3 separate regions of the Mus musculus genome follow, and all the other regions are linked to region 3. The links are chromatin loops, found by intact Hi-C in ENCODE. Cell type or tissue: heart. All regions are shown on one strand. Links, peaks and the distances in the headings refer to the core of each region. The heading gives the core; the rest is flanking DNA. Region 1 holds the start of Gm34418 (a long non-coding RNA gene). Region 2 holds the start of Gm11734 (predicted gene 11734). Region 3 has its middle 21 kb from the start of Gm34128.

Region 1 (10,328 bases), core at 2,967-7,966, 89 kb after region 3:
CAACAAGGCCACACCTCCTAACCCTCCCCACACAGCTTCACTCACAGGGGACCAAGTATTCAGATGTCTAAGACTAAGGGGGCTATCTCATTCAAACCACCACATGAAGTGGAATTTTCTGCTTGTGAGCCACCATGTGGTTGCTGGGAACTAAACTCAGGACCTCTGGAGGAGCAGTCAGTGCTCTTAACCACTGAACCATCTCTCTAGCCTGAGAGGATGTTTTGCTGAGAACAGACACGTAGTGTTTTTCTAGAAGCTGCCTGGTGATAGGGCAGGTGATGATTTGCTGGAGCGGATGCTTGAGTGGACACGTGATGTTTGGAAAGGGTGTAAGTTAACCCTACAGACAGTGAACAATACTCTGGCCACTCTTTGCTGGTCTTCTTTGGGCTTTGCTGGCGCTGGTCTTCGCTGATGATGCTATGGCGTTGGCTTGCTTTGCCTTCTTTGCTGATCGTGACTTCATAGAGAGAAACACATCAAAGAACTTCTCCTGATATTCCGGTGGCTTCTTTCCGCTGACTTGGACCAATTGGCAGAACCTCTCTGTTTCTTTCCGATTGAACTGCCATTGCTGATTCGTGAGTGGTGGTTGCCAGGGGATCAAGCTACTGCTGTTGATTTCTGTGAGCTGAGCTGCCGATATCCTGACAATGAAGATTGGAATCGCCCCCCAAGGAACTAGGTCTAAACAGGTCCACATTTCCCTTGGCCCTATTAACATTTCCTTTCCACTCCCTTTGGTGGGAGGTGGGCTAGAAGGGAGGTTGAAGCATTTAAGATCCCTTACTAAAATAGATTTTGAAAGATCTAAGTCTATAAGCACAAGTCTCAACTTGACTGGATCAAGATGTGTACTTCCACAGACAACTGGTAAGCGGATGGTGACTGAGGAATGAGGAGGTCACGTCCTGCATGTAGACAACGCCATCCAACAGGCTGGCAGGCAGGTGAAGGAAGGTGGAGAAGGAAGAAGGGAGCTTGTGCACATGCAAGCCACACACACACACACACACACACACACACACACACACACACCACACACCACACACACACACACACACACACACACCACACACACACACACACACACACACACACACACATGTATCTGTAGCTGCTGTCAATCACTGATGTCAGACTCCAGCTCCTCTTTCAACATGGCGACTCCCGGAGGAGCTCCCAGATCGTCCACACCCAACAGAACCACGGAGCACCTGGCTCTCCAGACTCAGCACCTGCTGTTCTCTGTATCTCTGCTTGCAGATGGCTGTTACTGGACTTCTCGGTAGCCAGCCTTCTCAGGAGAGCTGCATCTCCAGGACCATTCAGAGAAAATGAGTGGGCATACCAACCACACCGGAATGAGGCAGATGGACAGATGTAGCGCCAGCTCAAGGCCAATGCTGTTCCACCAATAAGCATAGAAGGGAAGGGCTGGAGGGATGGCTCAGCTGAGTGAATACTACTCTTGCTGAGAGCCCAGTCCCAGACCCCACAACTTCAGGGGACCCAGCACCCTCTACTGGCCTCTGTGGATACCTCATGGGCATGTACATACCCACACACAGACACATAATTTACAATAATAAAAAAATAAATCCTAATAAAGGGAAAGAAAAGAGCAAAAGTTATGTAGAATATTTTCTACATAATTCTACTGTGAAGCCTAATGTTAGCAAGGGTGAAGGTGACAAAGGAGGGCCCTGAGGAAAGGGAGAAAGGAAAGAAGAAGAAGCAAGAAGATAAAACAAAAACAAGATATTTTGAAAAGTGAAATATAAACATGTTTTAAAAAAGAATTGGAGTGTCTTGATTCTGGGTCGCAGGTTGTGGTAAGTGGAATAGTGGGCTCTAGTCTGCTGTGGCTCGCTCTGTTCCTACTGCTTATGCCTGAGCTGTGCAGGCAGAGGGCTGTGCCAGCCAGGGGCGTGTCTGCAGGGGGGCGTGTCTGAAGAGGGGCGTGTTTTCTTTGGAAGCTTCGCCATTCTGTGTTCTGACACCTCCCAATCCTGAAGACCAGATCTGAGTTCAGAGAGCTTTTAGTCCCTTCCGGCAGCAAACTAAAGGGTCCTGGGAGGCAGCACCAGAGGCTGAGCGATCCGCCAGACAGTGGCTCGCAGCTGAAGCCCCACAGTAACCCACAGGCTTGGTCCTTCTCACAGAGAACCGGCCACGGACTATGAAGCCCTCCTTGCTTAGGGTTCCTCTCAGGGTGATGCCTGGAGCAACATGGTGGTTCCTGGGAGACACTTCCCTATCTTGGAGACTCCAATAGCAGACTGAGAAAGGACAGAGAGGCCGGGAAGTTCTCAGGAACAGGAGAAGAAAAGGGAACCTCTCACCCAGCGATCTGGTTGAAACCTGTTGACAAAGCAACAAGGACTCCAGTACAACTACCACTGCTAAGTATCCCTCCCAGCCTTAAACCTGCAGTTTTCCAGAAACTCCGTTTACAGGGAAAAGAGGCAGACTGAACCTCTCTTGCGAGCCTAGTGAATCTTGGCATTTCCTTCTTGGACTGCAGTGTCCTCCAGCCCAAGAGACACCTTGGCTAGCTTACTGAATGAGAGAGAAAAGGAAAGATGGGATTTCTGAGCATAACTTGAGAGCTATTACAATGCTATGCTCTCCCTCCCTCCTCTTCCCCTCCCTCCCCTCCCCTTCCCTCCCCACACTTCCCCGTCCCACCACCTTCTTTCTTCCTCTCTCCCTCCCCACTCTCCCCCTCCCCCCTGCTCCCCTCCCCCTCCCTCCTCTCTCCCTCCCCTCTCTCTTCCCCCTCCCCCTTTCTTTCATCAGAGTAGAGTCTCTCCTTTTTCACTCTGATTCTTCCCATTCATGTAGTCACACAAACACTTCCAGCTCCCACCCTCCCTTGGAAGCCCTCTTTTCTTGTTCTTATGAAACCACTAATACCACCATAGGGGCTCCATTGTCATGACAGTGTCTAACCCCAATCACCGCCTACCCACACCTGCAGATGACATCACCGCATGGTTTTGAGGAACAGATCCCCGACATGTGAAAGAGCAACACATCAGAACACAGCAGGGAGGCAGACATCAGCTCTGCAGCCCTGGCCTCTGCTCACCAAGGGCCCTGACCCTGCTCCTGTCTGTCCTGAGTCACACCCATGGGGGCCAAAAACCAGGAGAGCTGATCCTCTAGTGTTCCTGGGACAGGCGACAGAGAGCTGACCCTTCCTCTTCTGAGGCAGGAGTTTCCTGAGTTTCACCCCAGTGGCATGGGGAGATGCCCTAGAGGAAAATGGGTCCCTGTGCCTGGGCTCTGACCATCTTCATGGCCATGCACCAGATATCTGGTCTGAGCAAGCAGATGGGGCTGTGAACACAGAGTATTATAACTTTAGTTTTTTTCAAAGCCCCCCCCCCTTTTTTTTTGTTTTTTCAAACAATGGTTCTTAAATGCTTTAACCTCCCTTCTAGCCCACCACCCACCAGAGGCAATGGAAACGAGAGGATATGGAGCAGAAGGGAGGTGGGAAGTGGACCTGTTTAGAGATGGTTCTTTGGAACAAATCCCATCTGTGTTGTCAGGAAATCAGCAGTTCAGTTTACAGGCCAGCAGCAGCAGCTCAGTCCACTTGCAAACACTTCCCAGATACATCAGCAGTCTACAGGGATAGCCAGGCCTCAGCCAAATCAGCACAAGTCAGCAGGAGGGACTCCAGGAAAAGTTCTCAGCTGCTGCTCTCTCCCAAAGAAGCGAAGATCAGCGAAGACTCAAGACCAACAAGCATTGCCCAGCCAGCTCTTTAAGCAAGCCTGAAGCTCAGCTCAGCCCAGCCAAGCCAAGCCCAGCCAGCTCCCATCACTGTCCACCAAGTCCTATTTATAATTCCCTCAAACTTCACGTGTCCTCCACGGGTCTTGCTTCACCAAGTGTCTTGCCTCAGCCCGTGTGTCTGTCTCAGTTGACATCGCTCTGCCCGTGTCCCGGAAAGCAGCAAGAAGCCATAGCACACCACTAGAAGGTTTTTTTGGTGCATTTCTCTCTATGGAGCCCTGACAAATGGAGCTCAACTATGCACTGTAAGACGGACCAATACATGCATGTCGTAAGTGAAGAATCCTTCATCACGTGTCCTTTCACATGCTTCCTTTAGCAGAACATCCTTTCACCTGTGTTTGCTTCGGCGAAATGTTCCTTTGTGTGTTTGCCCCAGCAAGACACCATCCAACACAACTGACTTTTCAAAGAACCCTTAAGTTTCCACTTCAAAACACAGTGGGCTGTTGAGCTCTGGGTGAAGAAAGTTACAGAAGTAATGGGGCAGGTCCTTCCCAGCCCTGAGCCTATCACTTCTGCAGGCTGTGTGTGCTCAGAAAACCATGCAGCTGAGATGGAGCTCAGGGAGAGGTCCTGGTGTGAACTGACTGCTGCTTTGGGGATACTGCTCCAAGAAGCCTCCACATCACTCCTAACCCAGGGAGCCAGGCCACGTGCAGAACATTTCCCTCTCTCCCCACTGCCTCTGAGCAGGAACATGAGGCGGCACCATGATCGCTAGCCTATCGCAGGCCATTTCCTGGGCCTTTGATCAACCTCAGTGGGGAAACCTCTAGGATACAGAAAAGGGCATCCAAACCCCCAGTTCCGTAGTCAACTCTCATTTCAATCAAGAGGCCCCAAGTTCACAGATTTAGATTCTTGGGAGCTGTGGTTTTTTTCTTCTTAAAAAATTGAGCTGCTGCCTTGCCTCTTTGAGGCCCCAGGAGTCTGAACAGAGATGGTTTCCAAATGGGTGGAGAGAAAGCGCCTGTGCCAAGCCCGAGGGACCTGGCTTTGGGATGGCTGATCTGCCATGTTCATCCCTGGATGGCTGTGAGCCAGGTATCTTCTGGCCAGGAAAGCCTCTGCCCTGAGCATCCTTCTGGCCCCAAGCCAGACCTAGAGCCCCTCCCTATTTGATGGCTAATGCTAAAGACTGGGCCAGGAAGTAGGCAGATCGCTTTTTGAGTTTTCCTTGGTTATCCTCTCAGGACACCCACTCAGCCTCCGTCCGTCCTATGGCTGATGGGGAACCTCCTCAAACCCTGAGGGATCCAGAGCCTTTTATTCTAGGGGTGCTGTGGGTAGAGGCATTTCCAGCTGCCCTCACTCCCTGGGCCCATCTTCTGCTGTTGTTCTTGCTGTGTTGATTTGCATGCCATTTTGCTTGTGGTCTCCATGGCAACCACCACCAAATGGCCTAGGGATAATGGAGGGGCTCTGGGTAGGGGAGGGGGAAGCCTCATGAGTGGTTTTGACTTCAAAAAAAAAAAAGAAAGAAAAGAAAACAGTGATTCCGCAGCGCAGCGTGCCTGGCAGAGGGGCAGCCCTTCCCCCGCCTGCAATCCCTCAGCGCCCCTCACCCAAGGCTTCTTTCTAACTTGTGAGGGGGAGGGAGGCAGTATCCTGGAACAGGAGTCCTTGCATCTGGCTTCAGAACAATGGGAAGAATCAGGGAAAGCAGTGGCGGCCAGAGGAGGGAACCCTTGGGGGCAACCAGCGCCTTCTGGAACCATCTGCAGCTTCCAGAACAAATCTCCAGCCGGCAGCTCTCCTGCTCCGGCCATCTTTGCTCTCCCTCTTGCCAGGTCCCTCCACCCTTCCCAAATCTCCTCTCCACAAGGAAAGAGAGAAAAATAGAAGCATGACTTCATGTCTCAGGGCCTGGCTCCTGGGTGGAGGATCTAGAGGAGTTTAATTGTTCGCATATGTCCAGCTCTAGCCCTTCACAAAATGTGTTCAGGGCCGTGAGCTGCAGCGGTTGAAAAGCTGGGGAGATAGCACGGGGATTGTTGGGCTTAAAGATGAGCAGACTACAGCTCAGGGCTGTGAGTGCGGCACAAAGAGGGGGACCCAGGCCAGCTCTATGGAGGGCTGGAAACCAGCCTCCGATTTATGTTCGATGCACTTAAGTGGACCGAGCTTTCTTCTCTTCATCCATTCCGTGCGTTTCTCAAGCTAACTTCTCTCCTGCTGCCAAGGCTCTGTGGGTGCTGGAGGTGAGCTCCTGCCTCCCTCCGACCCATAGCCCCGTAGAGCTTGGCCCTGTTGCTGCCTGAGGCCAGTGGCTGGCCTGACGCCATCTCCTTGCTCTCTGAGTCGCTCTGCTCTTTCATGGCTCTTCTCTCCTTCCAAGGTGCAGCGGTTCCTTGAAACATCCGGATCATCCAATAAACATCTTTACAACAAGAGACCACACCTGCCCCAGACAACAGGAAGCCCCACAGGACAGCTGACCCATGATAGTCACTAAGAACCGTGGGAGCTGAGGCTACCCCCTTCCCCACCCCCCCACCCCCCCACCCCCCCACCCCCCACCCCCCACCCCCAGCATAGAAGCAGTCATCTCTTGGATGGATCTGGAGTCATGGAAAGTTTTTTACCTGCTTCCCCAGGGTGGCGCTGCTTGGCTCTGGGTTGGATGTATTGGGGCAGGTGGCTGAGCCTCACTTGTTTGGACTTTGGGGAGCAGAGACTAACAATGAACTGGTAACAACCAACCGCACAGTGCAAATGCAGCACACTGCCTAACATAAGACAGAGGGAACCACAACACATGGCTTGCGGAGCTGGGCGAGCACACACTGCTATTCCTTCATGAGAGGATAAACTGGGGTCCAAGAGAGTCTAAGCGGGCTCAACCCCCAGCACCACATGAACTGGGCATAAAGTAATTATGGCAGCACAGGTCTATATTCCCAGCACTGGAAAATAGAGGCAGGAGGAGCAGAAGTTATAGGCTGCTATCCTCGGCTACAATCAAGTTCAAGGCCAGCCTGGGATACATGATTAATCCTTGACACAGCAACAAATGGAATCCTAAGAAATACACAAGGCAGAGAGGAGGGAGGGACAGAGCAGGTGGGATAAACAGCAAGGACAAGGCAAGATGTCGGACATGAGCCCCACCCCAGAGACAGCCCATTAAACAGGAACAGTCAAAACCCTCCAGCTGAAAACCAGAGATCAGGAGCTGGGGAAGTGGCTCTTCAAGCTCGAGGACCAGGGTTCAGATCCCAGGTAGGGCATGATGGCCTGCCCAGAGATCCTGGAGCAAACCGCTAGGAGAGAATGTGGCATTGACCCTATGCACAGCTGTGCTCCAAGCTCCCTGAAAATGGAAGCTTTGCTCGGCTGAGCAACCCCAGGGCATTGGACAGCTGCTACCATGCTCCTAGAGAGGCTCTGTAATGTCCCTGGATTGACATCCCTATGTAAGTGTGCATATGTGCACGTGTTTCATTGCCCAGGGCTCAATACGAATGATATATGGGGATTTAGGTGGCAGTTGGAACAACTGAAGAAAATGGTTGTGATACCAAAGCAGTGAGGTCTGTGTGCATGCACACGTGTGTGTTTATGTATGCACATGCGTGCACACACATATGTTCACATGTGTGTTCACAGGTGTATGTTCATGTGTGTGTGTGAATGTGTGCACACATGTATGTTCGTATGTGTGTTCACAGGTGTATGCTCATGTATGTGTGTGTGAATGTGTGTACACGTGTGTTTATGTATGCACATGAGTGCACACCTGTATGTTCCCATGTGTGTTCATGGGTGTGTATGTGAATGTGTATGGCACTCAGAAGACAACCTTGGCTGTCATTCCTTGGGTGCTGTCACCTTGTTTGTTGCCCTGAAACCCAATGAGCAGGCTAGCTGGCTGGCCTGTCCCCAGGAGCCTCCCTGTCCCCATCTCCCCAGCCCTGGGAGTACAAGCAGGGGCCACCATATCTGGCTTGTATGTGTATTCTTCAGATTGAACTCAGGTCCCATGCTTGTCGGGCAACTGTTTTGCCATCTCCACAAGGCCAAGAAGTTTTCCTGAAGTGTAGAAGCAGCTAAGCTGCTGAGCTGTGGAGCTTCTGAGCCACACACACACACGAACACACATGGAAACATACATGTGTGCACACATATGCATACATAAACACATGTGTGCACACAGAGCCTGCTGAGTTAAAGCTCTGGCCAGCAACGTGCTTTAACAATGGTGACACCAGAGGGCAGGGAGTAGCTGAAGGTACTTGCCACCAAGCCTAATGACCTGGCTTTGACCCCCTAGAGAATTGACTCCCGTAGTTGTTCTCGGATGTCCACACATGTGCTATGGCACACTTGTGCCCCCCCCCAACATACAAATAAGTAAACATAAAAATAGCGTTTGAAATTTAGATGCTGGGGAGGTGGACAGTTTAGGGATTAAGAACACTTGCTGCTCTTACAGAGGACCCGAATTTGGTTCCTAGCACCCAAAAGGTAGCTTACAGCCAGTTCTATGGGATCTGATGTCCTTATCTGGTTTCCACAAGAAATAGGTTCACACCTGGTACACAGACATACATTCAGGCAAAGTACTCATACACATAAAATATATAAATCCTTTTAAAATTAATTAATCTTAAAAAAATATCAGTGATACCCCTTCCACCTGCACAAGTAGGAGCAGGCGCCCTGGCCACTGGGTCTACTGAGCAGTCAGGGAGGCCGGCCCAGTGCAAAGGAGGAGTTCCAGCTGTAATTTCTTCTTCCTCCCAGTTTCTCTGCGTTAATTACCTCCGGTGTGGCTTCTGACTTCTGCAGAGGAGCTGGGCTTTCCCCAGAATCCCCGAGAGAGGTGGGCCTGGTCTCTTGTTGCAGGAGGCACCTGATAAAATCCAGCAGTGGGGCCTCATTGTCCCGTTGTCCCGTTTGCCGATCTGGCAGGTGCAGAATCGCCCGGGGTGAGGCGACCTCCCAACAGCCAGCTTTGCCCATCTCCCACCCAAAACCCGGGGCGCGGCACGTGGCATCAGTCGCTTGGCACGGCCCACCTCTCTTGTTTGCCAGTTCCCTCCACCACCTCCCTTCTTCCTAATTAACTCCACGGCAGCAAGTCTGTGTTCCTCTGCCCGGGCAACGAGCCAGCATCCTGGCATGCGCCTGCCTGCGGGCTGGAGATGAGCGCCCCACACACAGCCTGGAGCCACCCCCAAACTTCAGCAGCAAGGACCCTCTCCAACCTCAGGTCTGGGTGGCAGGGGTGCCCCTGGCTGGCTGGGTGACAAGACAGGCCCGAGGCACTAGATTTTGTGTGTTAGTTAGGAAGCACTGAGAAATTGCTGTTTGGGTTCTGGCTCCTCCTCCTGCGAGGAAGGTGCTGGGGATTCTTCGATCATGGGCAGATCTGGCAGTGAGCCCAAGAGGAAGTGCTGGGGGGGGGGGCGGGGGGAGGTGCTGAGGGGGAGGAGTAGCTGAGGGGGAGGAGTAGCTGAGGGGGAGGAGCTGCGGAGGAGGAGGAGCTGGCGAGGTGGAAGAGCTGAGGAGAAGGGGAAGAAGGATTCGGATTCTCTTAGGCCTTGTACGAACTGTGATAGGCACCCACAGAGACTAAAGCTAGGAGCTAGGAGCGGGGAGAGCACCCGATGATCGTCCCCAGTCCTCTCCAGTCCTCCCACCTGCTCAGCCTCGGGTTGCCTCTCTATGCACTGAAGAAAGGCAGGCAGCTCTTCCCTGGACGCCCAAGCTGACATTGTAACCCTGAGATCTGGATAGCAGCCTGGGAATCTGCATGGCTCCCACCGCCTGGAACCTCTCAGCCAGCCAGTGGTCAGGTCACCAGACGGAGTCCCTTTCCACTTCCACCTCGGGGTATACATAGGTCAAAAGGCCCAGAGACAAGAGAGGGACAGATGTAGACAGCCATTTAGAATATAAAAGAAAATTAACAGGGTGTCCCAAGTCACCATGCATCTCTCAGTCAGGCAAAGGAGCTGTGAGGCAGAGGAAGACTCCTGGAGCCCCTCTTCTTTATTCCCCAGCCCGGAGAGAAGAGGGGGGGGGGCTCTAGTCGCACCTGGTCACCCCACCCCTCTCCTCTCCTGTCAGTCAGCATATCCATAGGGGAACTTAGCGCAAAGAAGGCCTTCTGATGTTTGTTTTTAAAAAAAGGAGGGAGGGATGGGAGGACGGAAGGGAGACTGACAGACGGACAGAGGACTGGAACGGGGAGGGAAGAGGGAAAGAGATGAGAAGGAAGGAGAAGGGGAGGGGGTGGGAGGAGAATAAGACAGAAAGGGTGAAGGAGGAGAAAGAGAAGCAGGAATAGAGGAATTAGGAAGGGAAGAAAGAGGCAAAAGAGAAGAGAAAGAAGAAAGATTAGAGGGAGGGAGGGAAGCTGGAAGGAATCATTTTATTTTATTTTATTTTATTTTATTTTATTTTATTTTATTTTATTTTATTTTTTTAGACACTCAGAAGGAACAGTAAAAACCCTGAGCTGAAAGCTTGTCCCATCTCTCCGGTAGCTCCTGTCAACCTCCCTC
Region 2 (10,328 bases), core at 2,291-7,290, 130 kb after region 3:
TGTGTGTGTGTGTGTGTGTGTGTGTGTGTGTGAGTGTGTTCAGAGTGTCTACTCACACTGTAGAGAAGGATGATCAGGTGTCTCACTCTGTCCCTCTCTCACTGAAACTGGAGTTATATAGATGGCCGGCACATAGCATAGCCCCAGCAGCCTTCTTGTCTCTGCCCACCAATGCTAGGATTACAGATACACACAACATACTCGCAAGGATGCTCAGATCTAACTCAAGTCCTTCTGTGCTTGCCCACTAAGCCATCCCTCCCTCCCTCCCAGTAACAGTTGCTTTAAAGCCTTTGGCTCAGAAATGGTTTCCTTCATGGAGACTCAGGAGTGTGTGGCAGCCACCTGTTGCTTGGGTAGGGTGTACAGAACAGCTCAGCCACTTTGGAAAACCATACCATAGTTTCTAAGACGTCTGTCCTGGATTTTTCACGCAACAAGCCTGCCTACTCCCCTCTCTTCACGCAAGAGAAAAAAAAGGAAGACTCTTGGAGAAGTGTTCATTGAAGCTTAAGTCAGAGTGGATAAAATTTGGAACTGACCCAATCCCCTAAAGGAGACAGGAAAGACAACTGTGCTTGTCCACACAATCGGATAATACCCAGCAATGCAAAAGACACAGACTTCTGAGTGACGGGGGGCTGCTCTCGGTGTGGTCCTGTTTATAGCTAGCAAAGCTATACACACAGTGATAGAAACTGCTGAGTCTGGGTCTGTGGGAGGCAGAGGGATTCCCCCACGGTGGGAAAAGGTAAGCCATCCATTTCATCTAAGTGCTGATCATAAGACAGTGTCACCTGGAATCTGTGTCCCTTGTCCAGCTCCAGGTCCTTGGGCTTCACTCCACCTGGAGACCCCAGCAGTCTAGATGGAGGATTCACTCATATGCCCCTTTCCTCTCTGTTCCAAGATACCCCAGTGGGAGGCGGTGGCTACTCCTGCCAGTCTCTGAAGTTGAAGCACCGGTGCTGGCTCCACATCTGAGCATACTGGGATCCCCCACCTGTGACCCAGATCACTTCCTGGCCAGTAAGGCTTATACTTGGAGACAGTCCTTGTCCCGGCCTCCATTCCCAAGGTGTCCTAGAGTCCCTCCATAGTGATTTTCAGGCATAACAGGTAGGTAATAGAGATGTGGCCTTCTCTGAGTCCTGCCCAGCAGCCACACCCGACTCTGCCTTCTTTCCAGAGAGGGGAGGAGTCCCACCATCTCCCCTTCCTTTGTTTTCTCATCTTTTGTTTGTTTGTTTTTGGAGACAGGGAGACAGTTGCAGGACAGCCCTGAATGTCCTCCAACTCTCTCTACAGATCTGGCTGACCTCAAACTCAGAGATCTTCCTGCCTCTGCCTCCCAAGTGCAGGGACTAAAGGTGTGCGCCACCACCACCCAGCCTTCCCTTGCCATCTCTTGCCAGGACCTCCTGGTCCCCTGCATAGCCTGGCATCTGGTTGTCCACAAGATGGCCCAGCATACAACTATCTCTTCAGTCAACCCTCTCCATCAAGCCTAGCCCCATGTCTGCCATCTTCTCCCTGACCTTGAAGGCCCTCCTGTGGCCATGCCCAACCAAGCTCATTCTCATTCTGTCTAGTGGCACTTTCTCCATCAGAGCCTGGGTAGAAGATTCTGAAATCAGACAGATGTATAGTGCTCAAAATCTGCCTGTGTCACCACTTGAGCAGCATGGGTGTCCTCCCTCTCAGAGTCTCAGTGACCAGCACCATGAGGCAGCATTATAATCCTTGTAGGATGTTGGAAACCTAACATGTCATGAAGCTAGGAGTGGGCTTCACACAAGCCTCTGATGTCAGTGATTTCAGTTACTTGAGGTCAACAGGCAGGTCTGATTACAGTACTATCTTAGTTACCTTTTAGTTGTTGTGATAAGACACCATGGTCAAGGCAACTTAGAAAACATTTAACTTGGGTACTCACAGCTGCAGAGGATTGGAGTCCATGACCATCATGGTAGAGAACATGGCAGGCAGCATGGCGCTGGAGCAGTAATTGAGAGCTCGCATACTGATCCACAAGTACAAGGCAGAGAGAGCTCACCAGGACTGTCATGGGCTTTTGAAATCTCAAACACAGCCCTCAGTGACATGCCTCCTCCAACTAGGACACGCCTCCTAATCCTTCCCAAACAGTTCCACCAACTGGGATCCAAGTATTTAAATATAAGAGCCTATAGGGGGCATTCTCCTTCAAACTACTACACAGCTATTTCCTGGGCTGGGGATATAGCTTAGATGGTGGAGTGGTTGCTAACATGCATGAGGCTCTATGTGGGTTCTCCAGCTACACTAGTTAATATTTTGTAAATTTGACACAGCTAGAGTCATCTGGAAGAGGGAACCTGAATTGAGAAAATGCCTCTGAGGTGGTTTGAATGAAAATGGCTCCCCATAGGCTCATAGGGAGTGGCATTATTAGGAGGTGTGGCCTTGTTGGAATTGGTGTGGTCTTGTTGAAGGATGTGTGTCACTGGGGGGTGGGCTCTGAAGTTCCAGATGCTCAAGCTAGGCCCAGTGTGTCTCTCTTTTGTTGCTGCTTGCTGACGATGTAGATGTAGAACTCTCCAACGCCATGTCTGCCTGTCTTCTGCCATGCTTTCTGACATGACAATAATGGACTGAACCTCTGAACTGTAAGCAAGCCCCAATTTAAAGCTTTCCATATAAGAATTGCCTTGGTCATGGTGTCTCCTCACAGCAATAAAAACCCTAACTAAGACAGCCTCCATGACCAGTAGGCAAGCCTGAGGTACATTCTCTTGATTGATGACTGCTGGGGGGGGGGGGGGGGATGACAGTTCCACTCCCAGGATAGTGGTCCTGGGGTAAGGAACCAAACAGTGAGACAGTGTCCCCGATGGTCTCTGCTTCCCTTCCTACGTTTCGGTCCCTGCCTTGAGCCCAAGCTTCCCTCACTGACAGACTGTGACTGGGCATGTAAGGCAGGAAAAGCCTCTCTCCATAGTTTCCCTTTGTTTACAGTCTTCATCACGGCTGCAGAGTGGCTTGGGACAGCAGTACTGCATAAAACCAGGTGTGGCAGTACTCGGCTGTCATCCCTGTGCCAGGGAGGGAGGTGAAGGCAGCCAGGATACAATTTCAAGGGCATCCTCAGCTACTCGTGAGTGTCCAGTCGAGACCACCTGATAACTATCTGAAAGAGTGACATCAAATAAAGATATGTACTGGCTGGGTTTGTGTGTCAACTTGACACAAGCTGGAGTTCTCACAGAGAAAGGAGCCTCCCTTGAGGAAATGCCTCCATGAGATCCAGTTGTAAGGTATTTTCTCAATTAGTGATAAGCGGGGAGGGCCCTGCCCACTATGGGTGGTGCCATCCCTGGGCTGGTAGTCCTGGGTTCTATAAGAAAGCAGGCTGAGCAAGCCAGTAAGCAGCATCCCTCCATGGCCTCTGCATTAGCTCCTGCTTCCTGACCTGCTTGAGTTCCAGTCCTGACTTCCCTTGGTGATGAACAGCGATGTGGAAGTGTAAGCTGAATAAACCCTTTCCTCCCCAACTTGCTTCTTCTTCATGATGTTTTGTGCAGGAATACAAACCCTGACTAAGACAAGGTTATTTGGAGAGGAAGTGATCGCAGCACATGGCTTCTGATATGGTTCATCAGTAAACACTTGTTTCATATTTTTGACTTGTGTTAACCTCTTATTGTGTCTAATTTAAAACGCTATTCTGGGTATGACTGGGTGAGACGCCAGATAGAGGTAGGGGCCTCATGCTCAAGCTAATTCTATCCTGACTCCCACCGCTTAGATGCAACCTGATATCCCAGCACACAAAGGCAGATCTGGTCTGGACCAGTTCCCCTGCCCCAACAGAAGCACAGCTGTCCATCATCACCTGCCTCCTGCCTGCCCTGGCACTCCATTCGGCAGTCATTTCAGCATCTGGCATCTCCATCCTTCTCATCAGTGGGAACAGCACATTTAGGCAACATGGATAGAGGAGGGGTGGGGAAGGACATGGGGTAAGGCGTGGCACAAGAGGACGTGGGCGTCAGTGGGTAGCTTAACTGTCAGCCCATCGGCTAAGAGCAAGTGTGCATGACTGCCTCTCTCTGGTGCTGCGGGCTGCCTGGTTAGCCCCCTCGCTTCCAGGAACCACACGCCAGTGATGGATGAGACTTTAATTAAAGTAATGAGACGTTCATAATGGTGGTTATCTCCAAAATTAGGCCCTTTAGCGATTATTCCTGGGGAGTGTTCCTGGGGTACATGGCGCTTCTTTTAGAACAATTATGGGGAGGGGTCTGGCTTCTCAGGGATTTTTCCCAGCATTCCCTAGGCACTAAAGCATCTATGATGAGACAGTTTCCCTGGAAAAACAAGAGCTGGCTTCTGCTCAAGGTTTCTCCCCAGGGATTGAAATTGTAATGACTGTTGGGGACTTGGTCAGCAGATGGGATGCTGGAAAACCCCAGAGGGAGGGAGAGAGAGAGAGACAGAGACAGAGACACAGAGAGAGACAGAGACAGAGACTGTGGACTCTGGGTTGAGGTCCTGCCTTGACAACACTGATCCATACTGGAAGTTCAGACAGAGTCCCCCCCTTGATGGGCCTCATCCACACCTGTTAGTGGGATGAAGCGCTCATAGCCTATAGGAACAGGTGACAGAGGTTTGCAAAAGCACTTGGTAAGTGCCCAGACACCTGACCCATGCCAAGTTCTTTGCCGAGTACTAAGTGTTCAGGAGCTGTACTGGGTACTGAGTATGGCCAAGTGCAGTGCCAAATGCTGCATATAGCAGGAGCTCTGCCTGGTGTGCCACGCTCTGTACCACAGGAGCATGAAGCTGTGAACATAGTAGGCAGGCCTGCCCTTAGGAGCTGACAGTCGCCAGCTCCAGCACAGCCTAGGACAAATGCTAGCACAGCAGCCACTGTACATTGCCATCTGGGAAGCGGGCCAGACGGCCCACTCTAGTTCAGTGAGACACACACTGGGGGAACAGTGAGACCTGGGCAGAGGAGAGGGAGCCAGGACCACAGGCAGAAGAGAGCCGGAGCAGGAGACGCCCACCCACCACAGGAACTGCTACCACGGCCTCCCTCTCTGCTCTGACCCCTCGAAGAGTGTGTGGGGTAGCTCTCCGCCTCGGGGCTGCCTTCACTGGGCGGCCTGGGTGATGATGGTTCCCGAGGGGCTGGCATTGCTCCCACTCTGCCAGGCAGAGGAACGCCGACCAATGGCAGAGGTGGGAGTGGATTTTTGCCCAGCAACAGCTGTGGAGAGACCGGAAGCTGCCCCTCCTCCACCACCACCTTCCCCCAAGGCCCTGGCTGAGCAGATACTGGGATTTGCCAGTTTTAAGACTGGAAGATCCTGAGGAAAGTCACTGCTCCCTGCCCTGGGTTCCCATCCAGGCCACTTTAGAGGCAAGGCTGTACTGCTGAGAAGAGATTCTAAATCCAGCTGGAAAATGTCCCTCAGCAGGACCCACAGAGGATAACATTGAAAAAGGCAGTTTGACCTCCAGGTGGAGAGGGACAAGGCCTACTGTGTGAAGAAGATGGTGGCCTCATTCCCCTGCAGCTACCAGCTCCACAAGACAGGTGGCCGTCGCAGGCCTCTACCCCAACCTGGCCCATCGGAGATCCTGGCTCTGTAGGCAGAGCAGAGGACCAAGCCTTGCTCTCTGGCCACTCCAGCTCCTTAGGGGAAGTAGGTGTGTGTCTCCTCGAGAGGGTCTAAGCCATATCTCACTTCTCCACTGTCTTTCTCCAGGACAGTGTCCCCAAGATGTACGTCTCAGCCAGGACCCCCAGAGCAGCCAGAAAAAGAGATTGAGAGAAGCACACAGCCCCTCCCCAAGATCCAGGTATGTTTGGGATGCTTGTTCTAGCCACAGGTACACTGAGAGACTGGGCATGGTCTCTGGGATGGCAGAGGTCCAGGATTCTCAGCCTTTCACCTGGATCGATGATATCATGGATGTGGGAGGCTCAGCCTGGGAGCCTGCCTGGTTCCAGCAAGTGGAAGGTTTGAAAGACAGCAAGAAAGCCACAGGACTGGAGTATGACTTGGTGGGCAAGTGCTTGCCCAGCATGGAAGAGCCTTGGGTTTCACCTTGGCACTTACTGACAAGAAAACAGAAGGAGAGAAAGAGGGAGGAGGGTGTCCATTCCTCTGGCCTGCAGGATAATCTAAGAGATGCCCTACTGTCACTTAGATACAGTTCCAGGAGCTGGAGACACGGTCAGCAGAGTGCTTGCTTCGTGCACGAACTGCTGGGTCTCATCCCCAGTGCAGAGTAAACTGCATGGTGGTACACATCTATGATCTCAGCGCTTGGGAGATAAAGGCAGAAGGATGGGAAATTCAAGGTCATTCTCAACTATATTGTAAGTCAGAGCTAACCTGGGCTACACGAGATTCTGTCTCAGAAAAGAGAAGAGGAGAAGAGGCACCTGGGCCAGAGATGACCACCTGAGAGCCCAGGCTGGGACTGGGAGGACAGGGGACTTTTGCCTGCAGGGCCCTGGAGCTCAGGCTAGGGATCGTCCTAACCCCACCCCCCACCCCCAACCCCTGTTGATTGTAGTCAGAGGGTTTGACCTGATGTGGGGGCATGAGGAAGACATTTTAGTTAATGGTCTCCAGTCATGTATGTACGGAAAGCTGTCAATACAATGGTAGCCACACAGCCTTGTTGCTGTAGCTTCTTGTAGTCCAAAATGTCCCGAGAGAGAGAAAGGACCCTACAACACCAATTGGATGGCCAGTAAGAGCTATCTGTAATCTCTAAACCCCACCTTCCTGACCTCATATGGCCCCTTCCTCTCATGTCCCCAGCACACACACACACACACACACACACAACCATGACAGTACATATGAGCATCACTCAAAAAGTCAGTAATTGCTGGGCGGTGGTGGTGCACACCTTTAATCCCAGTACTTGGGAGGCAGAGGCAGGAGGATTTCTGAGTTCGAGGCCAGCCTGGTCTACAGAGTGAGTTCCAGGACAGCCAAGGCTACACAGAGAAACCCTGTCTCGAAAAAACAAAAACAAAACAAAACAAAAAAATCAGTAATTACAACTGTCACGCCAGGGGAGGGCTTCGGTGGCCTTGATTTCATCAAGAGCTGAAGGCCTGCCATTCATGGCTTTGGGATCATCACCTGTGAGTCTCAGATCCCCAGGTGGTAACCTGGAAGATAACTTCCCCTTCTAGACTTGGACAGTGCTGGGACCATGAGCAGCCTTTAGACAGGCCAGTCTGGCAAGGACTTGGAGAAAGAGCTTCACTGTTACCCAAGTTATAATCTGTGGAAGGCGTGGTCCTAGCCTGGTGACAGGTGGAGCAAGGTCACACCTCTGAACAAAAAGATAAAAGAAGTCTTTGTCCAAGCAGACCGCACCTCTCCCTTCTCTTCCCTGCTTCCTTCCTTTCTCTTTTCTTGAGGAAGGGACTCAAGAGAACCCAGCCCCTTGCTCACAGTGACCCTGCTGTGCGAGGGTTCCTGTGAACCCCCAAGTCCAGCCATGTGGGGTTTAGGGGTGTGTTCCCTGACCCAGGACAGAGGGCAGGGATGAACCCTGTGTATGTGCAAGCCCAGGTCTAGATCTCTGGGACCACGCCAGAGAGCAGCATTCCTGCTCCTTTCTCGGCTTCCCCATGGGTCCAGAGGTATGCCCTACCCATCCCCCCGCCCACACCCCACCCATCCCCCGCCCACACCCCACCCACCCACAGCTTCTGCGGATCCAGCCCTGTTCTCTGCTTTCTTCTCTCACGGTGGGGCCGCACAAGAGTGAGAGCAAGCCCAGCTTCCTCCTTTCAGTCAGAATCGATGACAAAGACAGAGTTGGAAGGCAAGCCTAGCCGTGGGGAGGAAGAAGAAAGCACCTGGTGTCAGAATTGATGCAGGAGGCAGTTAAAGGAACCTATTAGGATTTCAGTCGCCTCGGGGAGTGCTGCTCACAGGCGGGGAGTGGGTGTGATGTCAGCGGAGCCCACTGGCAGGCAGGCAGCCTTCACACACCTGTCATTAGCGTGCAAGGCCCGACATCGGCGTAGCTGTTAGTCTTCAGTGGGGTGCAGAAGGTGGTGTGTGGCAGAGATGTCTCAGTCACACAAGACAGAGCTCTGTGAGGAGCCTGCTGGGGGTTCTGCTGAGACTCTGGGAGCCCTGGGTTGGTGGCTGGGTAGATTGGAAAGATAGGACTATGCACACACTTTGGGGTTGGAGAGGAGCTCAGGCGATGCTAAGCAGACCCTGTCAGTGAGGGTGGGGGGGGTCCTTGAGGCCCCCCTGTCCATGCTAGTACTTAGGGTCATGCCATTGTCTCTGAGGGGTTCCTTTGAATATTCACCCTGACGAACAGCCAGCAAACAGCAGTGTGTGCATACCCCCTTCTGTCTTCGTCAGGTTTCTATTGCAGTGGTAAGCACCATGACCAAAAACAACTTGGGGAGGAAGTGGTTTCTGTATTTCACTCACACCCCTAGATCATGGTCCACTCCTGAGGGATCTCAGGGCAGGAGGGTGGAAGCAGGTGCTGAAGCTAAGACCACATGGGATGCCGCTGCCTGGCTTGCCCTTCACAGCTTGCTTAGCCTGCTTTCTCAGAGCATCTGTCACCACTAGCCCAAGGGTGACAGGGTCCACAGTGAGAGGGGTCCACCTATACTAGTCATCAATTAAGAAAATGCCCCATAGGCCAATCTAGGGGAGGGCATTTTCTCAGTGCCGTTTTTCTCTTCCCAAATGACTCTGACTAAAACTAGCCAGTGCATGTCCCTACAGAGAGGAGCAGAGGGGTTGGGGCTCTCCTCAGTAAGGGGGCCAGTGGCAAAGAGCCCTGGGGCTTTGGGCCACCTGGTGGTCTTCAGGGGTGACTCCACCCCTCTCTGCAGAGGATGGCTTCCCAGGGCTGTTGGAGGCTGAAGGCCCCCAATCTGCAGACACAGAGCAAAGAGCTGCTTGTTGACAGGATCCTGAGAGCTTCAACAGCCAGCTGGGCTCCCTCATCCGGTGCCATTCTGGTCAGCATTGCCTTGTTGCCAAATACACCTCAGGCACCATGGAGGTGTCAGGACCGAGAGGGGCGGCGTGATCCAGGGTGGGGCCACTGCGGGGCAGGTGTCAATGGGGCTGCTAGTTTAGAGGTAAGTTATAATTCGAGGAGAGAGTGGCCCTGTCTGTCCGTCCGTCTGTCTGTCTGAATGTTCATGTGTGAACAGGGCCATGTGTGTACTCGTGGAGAAAGAAGGGTAACGTCAGCTGCCATTATTCGGGTGCCATCCATTTTGGAATTTTGAGGCAGGGTCTCTCATGGGCTTGGAACTAGACAGGAAGTTGAGGCTGACTGGGCAGCGAGCCCCAGGGATTCACCTGTTTCTGCCTCCCCAGCCCTGGGGTTATATCTTACATGCGTTCTCGACCGGCCAGGAAAGACGCAGCAAACTGGAATCTTCTGCGGCAAAAGCTTTATTGCTTACATCTTCAGGAGCAAGAGAGAGAATGGCGAAACCCCGTCCCTTTTAAGGAGAATTATCCTCCGCCTAGGACGTGTCGCTCCCTGATTGGCTGCAGCCCATTGGCTGAGTTGTCGTCACGGGGAAGGCAGAGCACATGGAGTGGAGAACTACCCTTGGCACATGCGCAGATTATTTGTTTACCACTTAGAACACAGGATGTCAGCGCCATCTTGTAACGGCGAATGTGAGGGCGGCTCCCCACAGTTATAGATGCTCAATGGCATGTTCAGATTTTTTTTTTTAGTGTGAGTTCTGGGGGTTGAACTCAGGTCCTTATGCATCCAAGGTAAGCACTTTACCTTATGAGATCTCTGCTAGGCATCTCAGAGATAATCTAGAAACTGGTTTTGCCTCTTCCCACCAGAGCACCTCAGTCTGTGGTCTGACTTATCAGAGTCTGACCCAGACATTACTGCCCACCCTCCCCCCGCCCTTCTCTAGGTCACCAGGTCACGTGGGCTAACTCGTGCTCCCTCAGTAGCTTCCAGGGTTTGTGGAATCTCTTCTTGCCGAGATGTGAGCAGAGGCAGCTGGAGCAGGGCTTGGTGTGAGAAGGCACGTGGCTAATATTTCCATTAAATAAACACATTTTGCTAATTGGATTACTGAGACACTGTGATACGCTACTGGACCTCCAACATGTTGCTAATAAATTGTGTGAAGAACTTAATCATGTTAGCATCCCAAAAGCCTGTCGGAGAGGAAATGAGAAAATCAGCCGAAGTTGACAGTCGGAGCTTCTAGAAGGTTCTCAGAGCCTGGGGACTTCCTTATAGATTCTTCCCTCCACCTCGGCCTTTGTGCTAGG
Region 3 (10,328 bases), core at 2,083-7,082:
AAATAACCAAGTCACCGTAATTAGCCAAAGTTTGATCACTGTCATATTTATTTAGGGAGAGGTGATATGTCTCAGCAGGTGACATTTTAAATACCCCGGGCCACTCTGGGGTTGTCTTTGGAGAATGTTGAATTATGTAGGGAGAATTTAATTAAACCCTGTTGTAAATCAGTTGTGATGACGGGGGAATGACAGCCACATGTTGAAAAGAGAATTAGTCCACAGCGAGGGATATTAATTAACTCTTTTTCTGAAGGCTGGCTCAGAGTGGCAGTCAAAAAAAAAAAAAAAAAAAAAAAACAGCCCTTTGACGCAGGAAGGGGACCATGCCTGCTATTTTTACAACTATCATCATTATTTATGGATTGAGTTTCTTCAATAGCTGGTGTGGCTGATAGACACACACCATACACGAGATTAAACAGTTCTCTCCCGGGAGCTTGGGACGCCGCGTGGGAAGGGCGGTGGGATGCAGGAAGATGGGTACAGGAACCAAAGCCCCACTTAAAGGTTTTGGCTCCTGAGGATCTGAGCATGCGCACAGGGGTCAGAAAGGAAGCGCAGACTGGAGCTTTGGAGAGAGAGCCAGAAGCCAGGTAGCCCGATCTGTACCTGTGAGGACAGGAATGGGGCTCAGGGAGACACATTTGCCTGTATTCCTAGGACCCCTGAGGGACAGTCCCTGTGCAGTGTAATCTAACTCAGCCAGTGGGATCAGAGCCATTCCTAAATTTTGAGATCCAGGAGGCTCAGGGTCAGCTGAAGGCGAAGTGATAAGATTAGTTCTGAAGTTCTATGGAGATGGAGAGCTGCCTTTGTCCTACCCAAGCCGGCTCAGGGCAGGAAGAGTTGCCCCTAGGCTTGGTGACATTGGCTTAGGTAGGAGGCAGCCAGGACGTGCTACCTGAGCCTGCAGCATAGCTGTAATATCAACTACTTGGGAGACTGAGGCAGGAGGATTACGGGTCAGAAACCTCTTGTGCAACTTAGATTTTTGTTTCAAAAAAAAAAAAAAAAAACAAAAAAACAAAAACAAACAACAAACCCAAGAAGAATTCCAGGCAGAGCTCAGAGGTAGAGCGCTCAGGGGCTCTAGTAATCTCCTGCACCAAAACAGCCCCGAAGAGCAACAAAACCCAGTGACCTGAACACCCTTGCATCCACGGCCTGGCTACTGTGGGGCTACGGGGAGGTTCTGTTGCTAAGGTCTTGTTCCCCAATTAGTTCTTGACTTGTCGATAAAGGCCAGGGGCCAATTGCTGGACAAAAGGTACAGATGGGACTTCCAGGTTCCAAGAGGAAGAGGAAACTCAGGAAAGGGAAGGGAACTTCTCTGCCATGCTTTGGAACTAGGAGAAAGCAGCAGACATGTAAGGTCTCTGGGCAGCTAAGGCCTGCAGCCTCCGCTTTGAGTGGGTGGGTGGGGCCAAGGATTTTGGCCGGAGTGCTAGCTGATGCAAGACACCAAGCTTAGGGCCGAGGAGAGATGGAGATAATAAATTGATTAGGGCACACATTTCTAGGCTTGAGGTATCTACACCCAGCAATTGTGTAGAGGCAAGTTCTAAAGGTAACAGGCAGTGTGTGTGTGTGTGTGTGTGTGTGTGTGTGTGTGTGTGTCTTTTATGCTCTGATTCAAGGGTCTCAGGAATGGGCTGGTAACTCGACCCCTCCAGGAGCAAAGGTGGGTAGGAAAGAGAAGCCAGGTCAGTGCTGGGAGTGCAGATCTGATCCTGGAGCGAAGCCAGGAAGAACAAAGCAGGCTGGGAGGGGCTGGTATCACGGTTGCAGCTCCCGGGCTAAAGCAATAGCATAATCATTAAAACTACACGCAACAGTAGGAGGACTCAAGTCACCTGTGCACCTCTCCCCCCATGGCAGCTCGCAGACAACCAGGCCAGGGGACATGCACTTCCCCCAATCCCCTCGCCTGCCCCCCGGGACAGTACTGTCGCTGAATCTGGGCACATGGACTCTGCCTGCACACAGGCGGGCCTGTGCGTGTGTTCCAATAGTCAACAGTCAAGGCAGCCTCACAGGGCACAGACCAGTACCCTATTGCTGCTGCCTAATCTCGTGATGGACAACTGCACCAGCCAATCGAGAGCCCAAGAGGGTGGGATGCCAGATGCAGCAGAAGTGGTCTCAGTGGGTCCTGGTAGCAAATGTAGGTAGACCCGGGGCTTCTAGAACATTCGAGATCATCTCCCCTACTGTCCCACAGATAGAGAGTCAGTGCTGGGGTTGGTTGTTTTACCACAAAGCTTGATGCTTCCAAGAGCCACTGGCCTGGTGTTGGTGTCTCAGGAGTGTGTCAGGAATGTTTCCAAACCTGGGGCTACCAGCTCTTGGAGGAAGGCTGAGCCTTCCTGGTGGGGTCTGAGGTACATTTGTGTTGAGGGAACAAATCTCCTTCCACTTTGACCCAGATGATTGGCAGGTTGGGGAGGAGCAGGTAGGATGAGATCTCCCTTACCTCAGACATCTGAACACTCGAGATGTGTGGTTTAAGATATGAGCCTTCAGCCTCTCCCTGGTTGTGCGATCACATGCACTGGGGTGTGGGTGGTTGGGTTGCTGGGCCCTCCATCACCCATGCATGTGTGTGTGTGTGTGTGTGTGTAGATATGTGTACATGTGTGTGTAGATGTGTGCATAGATCTGTGCATAGATATATGTGTACATCCGTGTAGTTAAGTATAGATATGTGTGTATATTGTGTTTGTGTGTGTATGTCTGTGTGTAGATGTATGTGTGTGTCTGTGTGTCTGTGTATCTGTGTGTGTCTGTGTGTCTGTGTATCTGTGTGTGTGAATCCTTTCCTATTCTCTCACCTACTGCCCCACTCACATCAGTCCCTGAAGCCATACTGAACATGGCAACCAAGTCCAGGAACATAAAATGACAGGTCCCTGTCCAGGGCTCTGTGGATTCTGCCTCTGAGGGTGGGCAGTACAGTCATATGCAGAAAGCAAGGAGCCTTTCTAGATGGTGATTTAGTCACAGATGACAGTACAGGGGCTGGAGCAGCAGATGCGCCTGATCACAACTTTGAAGGAAGGAGGTTGGGGCTTCACTGTAGGAACAGCACCCTCCCCCCCCCCCAAACTCTGGAAGGAAACTGGTCTGAGGGGACCTGAGCTTGTAAAGTGGGTGGGTGTAACCTCAGGGACAGGACTGGGCAGGCTGAAGAGGCTGTGAGTAGGGAAGGGCCCAGAGGCTTCACAGCCCTTTCCTCAAGGCTGATGTCTGGAGTTAAGTAAGGTGCTGGCTGGGAGCCTCAGGAAGAGATGATCCAGTTCTGGCCTGCTTTGCTCTGCTTATGGGTGTTTATCTACAAGGTCGCAGCAGTTGGGCTGGAAGGGCTGGGGACCCCTTTTTATCGGGAAGAACTAGGGTGGCTATGCAGCTTAAGGTTGTCTAGAACATTCTCTCTCTCTCTCTCTCTCTCTCTCTCTCTCTGTGTGTGTGTGTGTGTGTGTGTGTGTGTAGATGTGCATAGATGTTTTGTCAAGCCTCCACTTCTGGCTCTGGAAGGTCTCTTCCAGTGAGAACTGGAGCTCAGGAGTCCAGGGCGGGATGCCCTCTCTGTGCTTGGGATGGGCAGGAGCCAGAGACAGAGTTTCTTGACCACAGACCGGGTGGTGTACAGTGTCCTGTCAGAGACTTTGTGACTGGGCCTTAAAGGCAGAGAGATTCCCATTTGAACCTTGAATAGGAGCTCTGCTGAGAGAGGTAGGTATCTTTGAAGAAAAGTACAAGAGAGTTGCTGTGGACATCGCGGTGCAGGGGAGCGAAGGCTTGAGTCAGAGCTCCAGGGACAGAATCCTGTTTTCAGACCCTCTCCCCAGGGACTGGAGTGTGGCCTTTGTAGACTATAGAGACCTGATTGCAAAGAGAGACAGACAAAAAGAGAGGTGTGGGAGGGGGAGACAGAGAGAGACAGCAAGAGAGACAGAGACAGAGAGACAGAGATAGAAAGATAAACAGAGAGACAAAGAGACAGAGAGCAAGAGAGATGGAGACAGAAAGAGAGATGAGGGGAGGGGCAGAGCACGAGAAGCCAGCGCGGGAGGTCGGGGGACATCAGTTCTAATTGTCAACTCTACACAGCCTAGAGTAATTTGGGAAGAGTGTTTTCAGTGAGGGATTAGCTAGATCATGGTGGCCAGTGGACATGTCTGTGGCGGGATGGTCTTGACGTCTGTAGCTGATGTGGGAAGACCCAGCCTGAAGGTGGGTAGCACCGTTCCTTGGGTAAAGAAAGCAAGCTGAGAACTAGGCACGCAAGCTGTTTCTCTGCTTTGGCTTGCGGGTGTGACTGAAGGATCTGGCTTCAAACTCCTGCTGCTGTGACTGCCCAGTAATGAAGAATTATAACCTAGGCTGGTGAGCTAAACTAAATCCTTTCTCCCCTACGTTGTTTGTTTTAAAAACCACTTTTAAAAAAGAGAGTTAGCACTGGAGAGTTGGGTCAGGGGTTAAGAGCACTTGTTGTTGCGAAGGACCCGGGTTCAATTCCCAGCCCCCACATGAAGGCTCAGCTCGGCGCACCTCAAACACCAGCAAAACATGAAAAAATACTACTAAAAAGGGATTTAAAGCTGGCTCTGAAGGTGTGGGTGCGGATGAACTGGTCCCAAGGGCATGAAAGCAGGAGAGAGCTGACCTTGCCTCCAGCGGATGGCAGGATTGGGTGGCCCAGACAGACAGGGCTGGAGAGCGCCCCCTAGTGGCGCGGATGTGAGAGCGCCTGATCAGCTAGCTCAGCTTCCACCCAGGTCCAGACTCAGGGCTTTGATTTGACCCATCCCCAAATCTACAACATCTGTGAACCGTGGGAGCATGGGAAAGGGCCAGGCCTGCTGACCCAGAGCTTGGGATCTCCAGGGCACAGGGCAACAACAGGATAACCGGGAGGAGTCCTGGCGAGGATCCAATATTGACGGTGTGACAGAAACCAGAGACCTTGAACCAGACCAATGACTCATTGCGACGGCCATCTGCCAGTGAAGATGTGTGGACTGAGGGACACTTTCTGTGGGACACACTGCGACACAGCACAGCTTCCACGATGAGATGTTTCCTAGGCTTAGTCCTTTTGCTTGTGTGGGTTTTTTATTTTCTTTTGCAAGGGCAGAGGGAAGATATGAGGGAATGGGGAAATGAGTCAGACTAGGGTGCGTGATGTGAAACTCACAAAGAAATCAACCAAAAATTTTTAAAAATGAGAGCTGTCTTTTAAAAAACAATGAGTATGTGCTTTCTTTCAAAATAAAATCAAAGTTCAAACTAGAAAAAAAGAGATCTAAAGTTTTTAACTATGTGTGTATATGTATGTGTGTGTGTGCAAATATGTGCGTGCAAGTGCAGGTGTCTGTAAAGCCAGATCTCTGTGAAGCTGCAGCCATAAGAGGTTGTGAGCCACCTGGGTGGGAGCTGGGATCCTGAGAGCCAAAGGGAACCAAACCTGGGTACCCTGTGAGAGCAGTCTGCTTTCTTAACCACCGAGCCATGCTTCCAGCTCCCTAAGTCCTTTGTTATCACAGCAACAGAAAGGACACCAGGACAGGGGAGGGGACGTGTGTGACCTGACACTCACCACACTGCTCTGGTCCAGCAACTTCACTTCTCTGAGCTTCACGGTACCAGTGAACTGGAAATAATTCCTGGTAACAGAGCCTGCTGGGGGTCACCTCATTAAACAAGAAAGGGTGTGGCTCACACATCTGGGAGGTGTCTATGGTCCCAGGGTTGTAGAGTTCTCCAGGATGTCCAGGTCTCGCCTTCCCAAGGACCAGGTGACACACGGTGGGGGGTGGGGGAGGAGAGTGGGGGCAGGTGAGTAGAGACTCATCCATCGGTCCTCCTGGGCAGCAGAGCTTCTGTCCCTCCCTGTACTTGAAGGACAGGCAGGAAGTGGTGAGGAAGTGGCAGCCCCAAGCCAGGAGGAGCTCAGTCTTTCCCAACTCCTGTGCCTCAGGCAGACACCAGGCCCCCAACAGAGCCCTTCCCTCCCAGTCTATGTTTCACGTCTGGGCCTCTGGGCTTTGCAGTCAGTTTCTTAAGCAAACAGGACACTTTATTTATCTCAGGTCAAACTGCTGAGAGGTCAGAGGGCTGGGGACCAATCTTAATTTGCAATGACCAGATGAGGAGGTCATGTTTTCAAGGACTTGGATGGTCCCTTGGGGGGGGGGTGGAAGGGGGTAGGGACTGGCCTGGCATTCAGTCCTCAGCCTTCTGCCCTTGGGCTGGGAAGGTGCGCAAGGACAGGCAGACAGATGGCCAAGGCAAGTTGCTCTAAGGGACATCGGGCACCACGCAGGCAGTTCCACCCAAACGGCAGCAGACACTCAGCTCAGATCTTCTCTTCTCTCACCTCCCCTGCTGTGCTGGGTCCTTTTTTTTTTTTTTTCTCCCTTCCACGGTCCCACCCAAGCTACCAGCAATCACATACTCCCTGAAGGAGTGTTTCTCAGGCGTGAACGATGGTCCAAAAGGATGGTGGCATTGAAGATGCCTTCTTGAAACTACCATCTTGGGAATGTCCCCAAGCCTTAGGCAGACGCATCAGGGACCACAGGAATTGGACATGGAGGTGGGAGTGGGGAGATGACCCCCTCCTGCTTGGACATTGGACAGAAGACAAGAAAAGTTGTATAGAAAGTTCAAATGATAAAACTATGAGAAAAATCATTGAAGGAATGTCTTGGGAGGCTGAGGCATGAAGATAGCAAGCTAGAGGCTAGCCTGGGCTATGTGAGACTCAAAACAAAACATAATGTTTGGCAGTGGTGGTGCACTTCTTTGATCCCAGCACTTGGGAGGCACAGGCAAGCTAATCTGTGAGCTCAAGGGCAGCCTGGTCTACAAAGAGAGTTCAAGGCTAGCCTGGGGTACACAGAGAAACCCTGTCTCTAAAAAAACCAAACCAAGGGCTGGAGAGATGGCTTAGCAGTTAAGAGCACTGACTGCTCTTCCAGATGGTTCTGAGTTCAATTCCCAGCAACCACATTGGGCTCTCAAGCATTGATAACTCTGCAGGCCCAAGGGATCTTCCGCCCTCTTCTGGCCTCTGTGGGCACTGCATGTATGTCACGCACAACACAACTCATACACATAAAATAAAGAGTAACAGCTTTTCTAGTTGTTCCTCTAGGTTTGTTGTGGATCTCAGTGTGAGTTTTTCCCCCTCCTATTGTAGTTGTTTTGAGACAGGGTCTTACCCTGTGGCCCAGGCTAGCCCATGCAGCTTAGGCTGGCCCCAAACCCAAAGCAGTCCTTCCTGCGCTAGACCTCAGTCTACCCAGCTTCTAACGGTGTTTATTAGGTGTATTTCCACAATATCCAATGCCATTGGGCAAAGGTTTGTTTTGCCACCATTATTCTTTTTTAATGAAATATGTATTTTCAATTTTGGGGTTTTTTTTTTTTGTTTTGTTTATGTTTCTTTGGTTTTTTTGGTTTGTTTTTTTTTTTTTTTTTTTTTTTTTTTGAGACAGGGTTTCTCTGTGTATCTCTGACTTTCCTGGAACTCACTCTGTAGACCAGGCTGGCTTCAAACTCAATAATCTGCCTGCCTCTGCCTCCCAAGTACTGGGATTAAAGGCATGCACCACCACTGCCCGGCTTTTCAAATCTTTTGCCAACTTTAAATCTGAATTATAATTTATTATTATTTTAGAAATGTAATCTAGCTTCTGTAGCCCAGGCTGGCCTAGATATCAATACATATCCCAAACTGACCATCCTCCTGCCTCAGCGTCAGCCTTCCAAGTGCTGAGATTGCAGGTATGAGCCATTGTATCCAGCTTCTTTTCTTACTCGGCTGTGAGAATTATTTCCCTACCCTGGACAGAGTTTTTCAGCAGGTACGTGTTTACAAGCATTTACCCACACAGTCTGGGTTTTATGTATAATCTAAACTCTCCAAAGCGAGCAAACGCCTAATCTGAAGCTTGGTTCATAGCTTAGAAAGCTTTGGCGGTTTTAGAGCTTACGGTTACACACTGAGGTCTGTGTCTTACCCGCCGGCTTTATGGTCATACCTGGAATCAGGAATGACTGAGACATAGCACTGGCTTTATTGGGATTTTCTCTTTCACTTTCCCCCCCTAGATTTACTTATTTATTTTATTTATATGAGTAAATCGTAGCTGTCTTCAGACACACCAGAAGAGGGTATCAGATCTCATTATGGATGGTTGTGAGCCACCGTGTGGTTGTTGGGAATTGAACTCTTAATGGTGGAGCCATTGCTCCAGCCCCAGCTTTTTACTTAAAAACACAAAAACAAAAACAAAAACAACAACAACAACAACAACAAAAAACCAAAACAGGTGGCTATCCCGCAATCCCACTGCCTTTTCATGAGAATCCTGTCCTTTCCCTAGTGGAGTGTTTTGTATTTCTTTGTGGGGGAAAAACAATTACCCAGGCTGCAGTAGCTTTGAAATCTGTCTTACTGGTTATGACCAGCTTAGAATGTGATTCATCTTTCTCTGTGGTCACTTTTTTTTCACGCACCCTGGGTCCAGCTGCTGGGACTGACACCGCAGATGTCCCTGGGGTTCACATTTTACCTCTGATTCCACATATGAAGAAACCAAGTCACAGTTCCAGCTGCTACCTGGGGAAATTAGGAAGAGCCCTGGGCCAGGTGAAGCAGGTCCGTGGTCACTGATAGACTTTGGCCACAGATCAGCCTACTGGGTACTGGGTGTGTATGGAGGGCAGCCTCGATCTGGGATGTCAACCTTGTCACAGTGTGTCTCGGAGAGAGAGGAGCAGAGCAGAGCAAAGGGGAGCGGGGAGAAAGAAGGAACTACCTTTGAGAAGAGAGAGGGAAAGAAAGGGAGGGAGGAGTATGGGAGGGGGAGAGGAGGAGAGGGGAAGGGAGGGCAGAGCCCAGCACAGGCGCTTATACCCATCCTGACTCTGGTACCCTGATCAGCCGCTGTTAAAAATAGAACCCAGTCCTTGCACAGATTCTCACATGACACCCACCAAGTGCCCATTAACTCATCAAAGTGGCGATTCCAAATTGATTATCTCGAGTGTAAGACATAATAACATGTTCATCGTGGGAAGTAATTAGTGGTGGAGTGGGCCGGTGGCTTGCCGCTGCTGCCTGGTGCCTGCTCGCGACCCGCGGTCGGCTGAGCTGAGCGGAGCGGCCAGTCACGTCCTGGGGACCAAGCCATGGGGTGAGGGGGTGGGGGGAACTAGTCCTTGCTCCTCCCCCGCTGGCATCCTACGGGGACCGGTAGCTCCACGGATACGGATGCCCGGTGCTTCCGACTGGCTGAGCTTGGGATTCCGGGCTCTGCACGGTTGCCTTGGAAACCGAGTAGCTCCACCGCATTCCGCTGACAGGCGCCCCAAGCAACCCTCCCCCGCGAGAAGGTCAAGTGCCACTGGAACGCTCTTCTTGGAGTCCCAAACTTGGGGTCACATGCCACAGGGTCAGGGACCACAAGGATGGAAGTATCAGGGAGTAGGGACTGTAGGAAGGGGAATTGCTGCGACAGAGACCAAAGGGATGAGGACATCACGGGTAGGGGCTACAGGGATGGATGGACACTGCAGGGGTGGGGAAAGCAGAAACAGGGATCATGGTGATGGAGAAGTGTCTGTTCACTTGACGAGGCAGATGGAGATGATGCTGAAGGGGACCATCTCTGGAAAAATGGCTCCCAAGGGTGCATGGAGCAGGCAGCTTGTCAATGGGGGCAGAGCTCTGGAAGCATCCTGCCATCCTTCAGAGGGGGGCTTTGGTCTCGATCTGTGGCACTGCTCAGCTGGTTCACTTTGATCAGGAACCTCTTGGGGGAGGCTGGTGTACGTGCAGGGGATCCCCAGTGCTCTCAAGCCCGGGAAGCTCATTTCTTGCTGCGTTTTCTGCTGAGTTGCTCTCCGGGGTGCACTGCGTCCCCCTCCCCCAACCCCCAGGTCACATGTGCAGGTCTGCAGTGGGAGAGCACCCTCTTTGCTGGGAGCCTCCTTCTCAGCTCCTTTAGATACCTCGAATGTGCCAGCTGCTTCTGAACTCTGTCCGTTCCTGTTCTCGAGAGTCAGAAGAGACAAAACAAAACTAACCAATCAAGCAGGCAGAGACAGAGAGAGAAAGTAGAGTGGGGGGAGGGGCACTCTCTGCAGAGCTAAGATGGGTTGTACGATAGAAACTGGGGTGGCTTCATTCAGTGGCCAGGAAGGGCCACTCTGAGAAGGTGACATTGAAATTCCGTGACAAAGAGACCTCCAAGCAGACTAAGAGATAAGTCATCATTGATACATCAAGGCACTGAACTGTCTTTGAGTGGTGG

Evidence for each region. A loop is a pair of places that touch in the nucleus more often than their neighbours do. Peaks named below come from ENCODE experiments on the same cell type or tissue, not always from the same donor. Only the 100,000 strongest peaks of a DNase experiment are listed, where the experiment ranks them.
Region 1: it touches region 3 in a loop (2.0-fold over the local background); 8 of 42 quality-filtered maps call a loop at or near these places.
Region 2: it touches region 3 in a loop (2.1-fold over the local background); 3 of 42 quality-filtered maps call a loop at or near these places.

What each region holds. Positions count from the first base shown.
Region 1 is chr11:117,473,899-117,484,226 of GRCm38, forward strand. Gm34418 (a long non-coding RNA gene) reads right to left here and starts at 9,154. Exons shown (of 2, transcript XR_389180.4): 1 at 8,581-9,154; 2 at 5,674-6,166. In heart, for the core only: no CTCF peak of the experiment used is centred there; DNase peaks (open chromatin) are centred at 4,833 and 5,553; H3K4me3 peaks cover 965 bases; H3K27ac peaks cover 1,423 bases; H3K27me3 peaks cover 729 bases.
Region 2 is chr11:117,518,196-117,528,523 of GRCm38, forward strand. Gm11734 (predicted gene 11734) reads left to right here and starts at 4,985. Exons shown (of 7, transcript NR_167774.1): 1 at 4,985-5,229; 2 at 5,760-5,853. In heart, for the core only: CTCF peaks have their summits at 4,777 and 5,557; DNase peaks (open chromatin) are centred at 4,417 and 5,206; H3K27ac peaks cover 1,131 bases.
Region 3 is chr11:117,385,384-117,395,711 of GRCm38, forward strand. No RefSeq gene overlaps it. Among named protein-coding and RNA genes, the nearest start is that of Gm34128, 21 kb to the right of the region's middle. In heart, for the core only: a CTCF peak has its summit at 4,734 (motif pointing left); a DNase peak (open chromatin) is centred at 4,868; H3K27ac peaks cover 1,487 bases; H3K27me3 peaks cover 551 bases.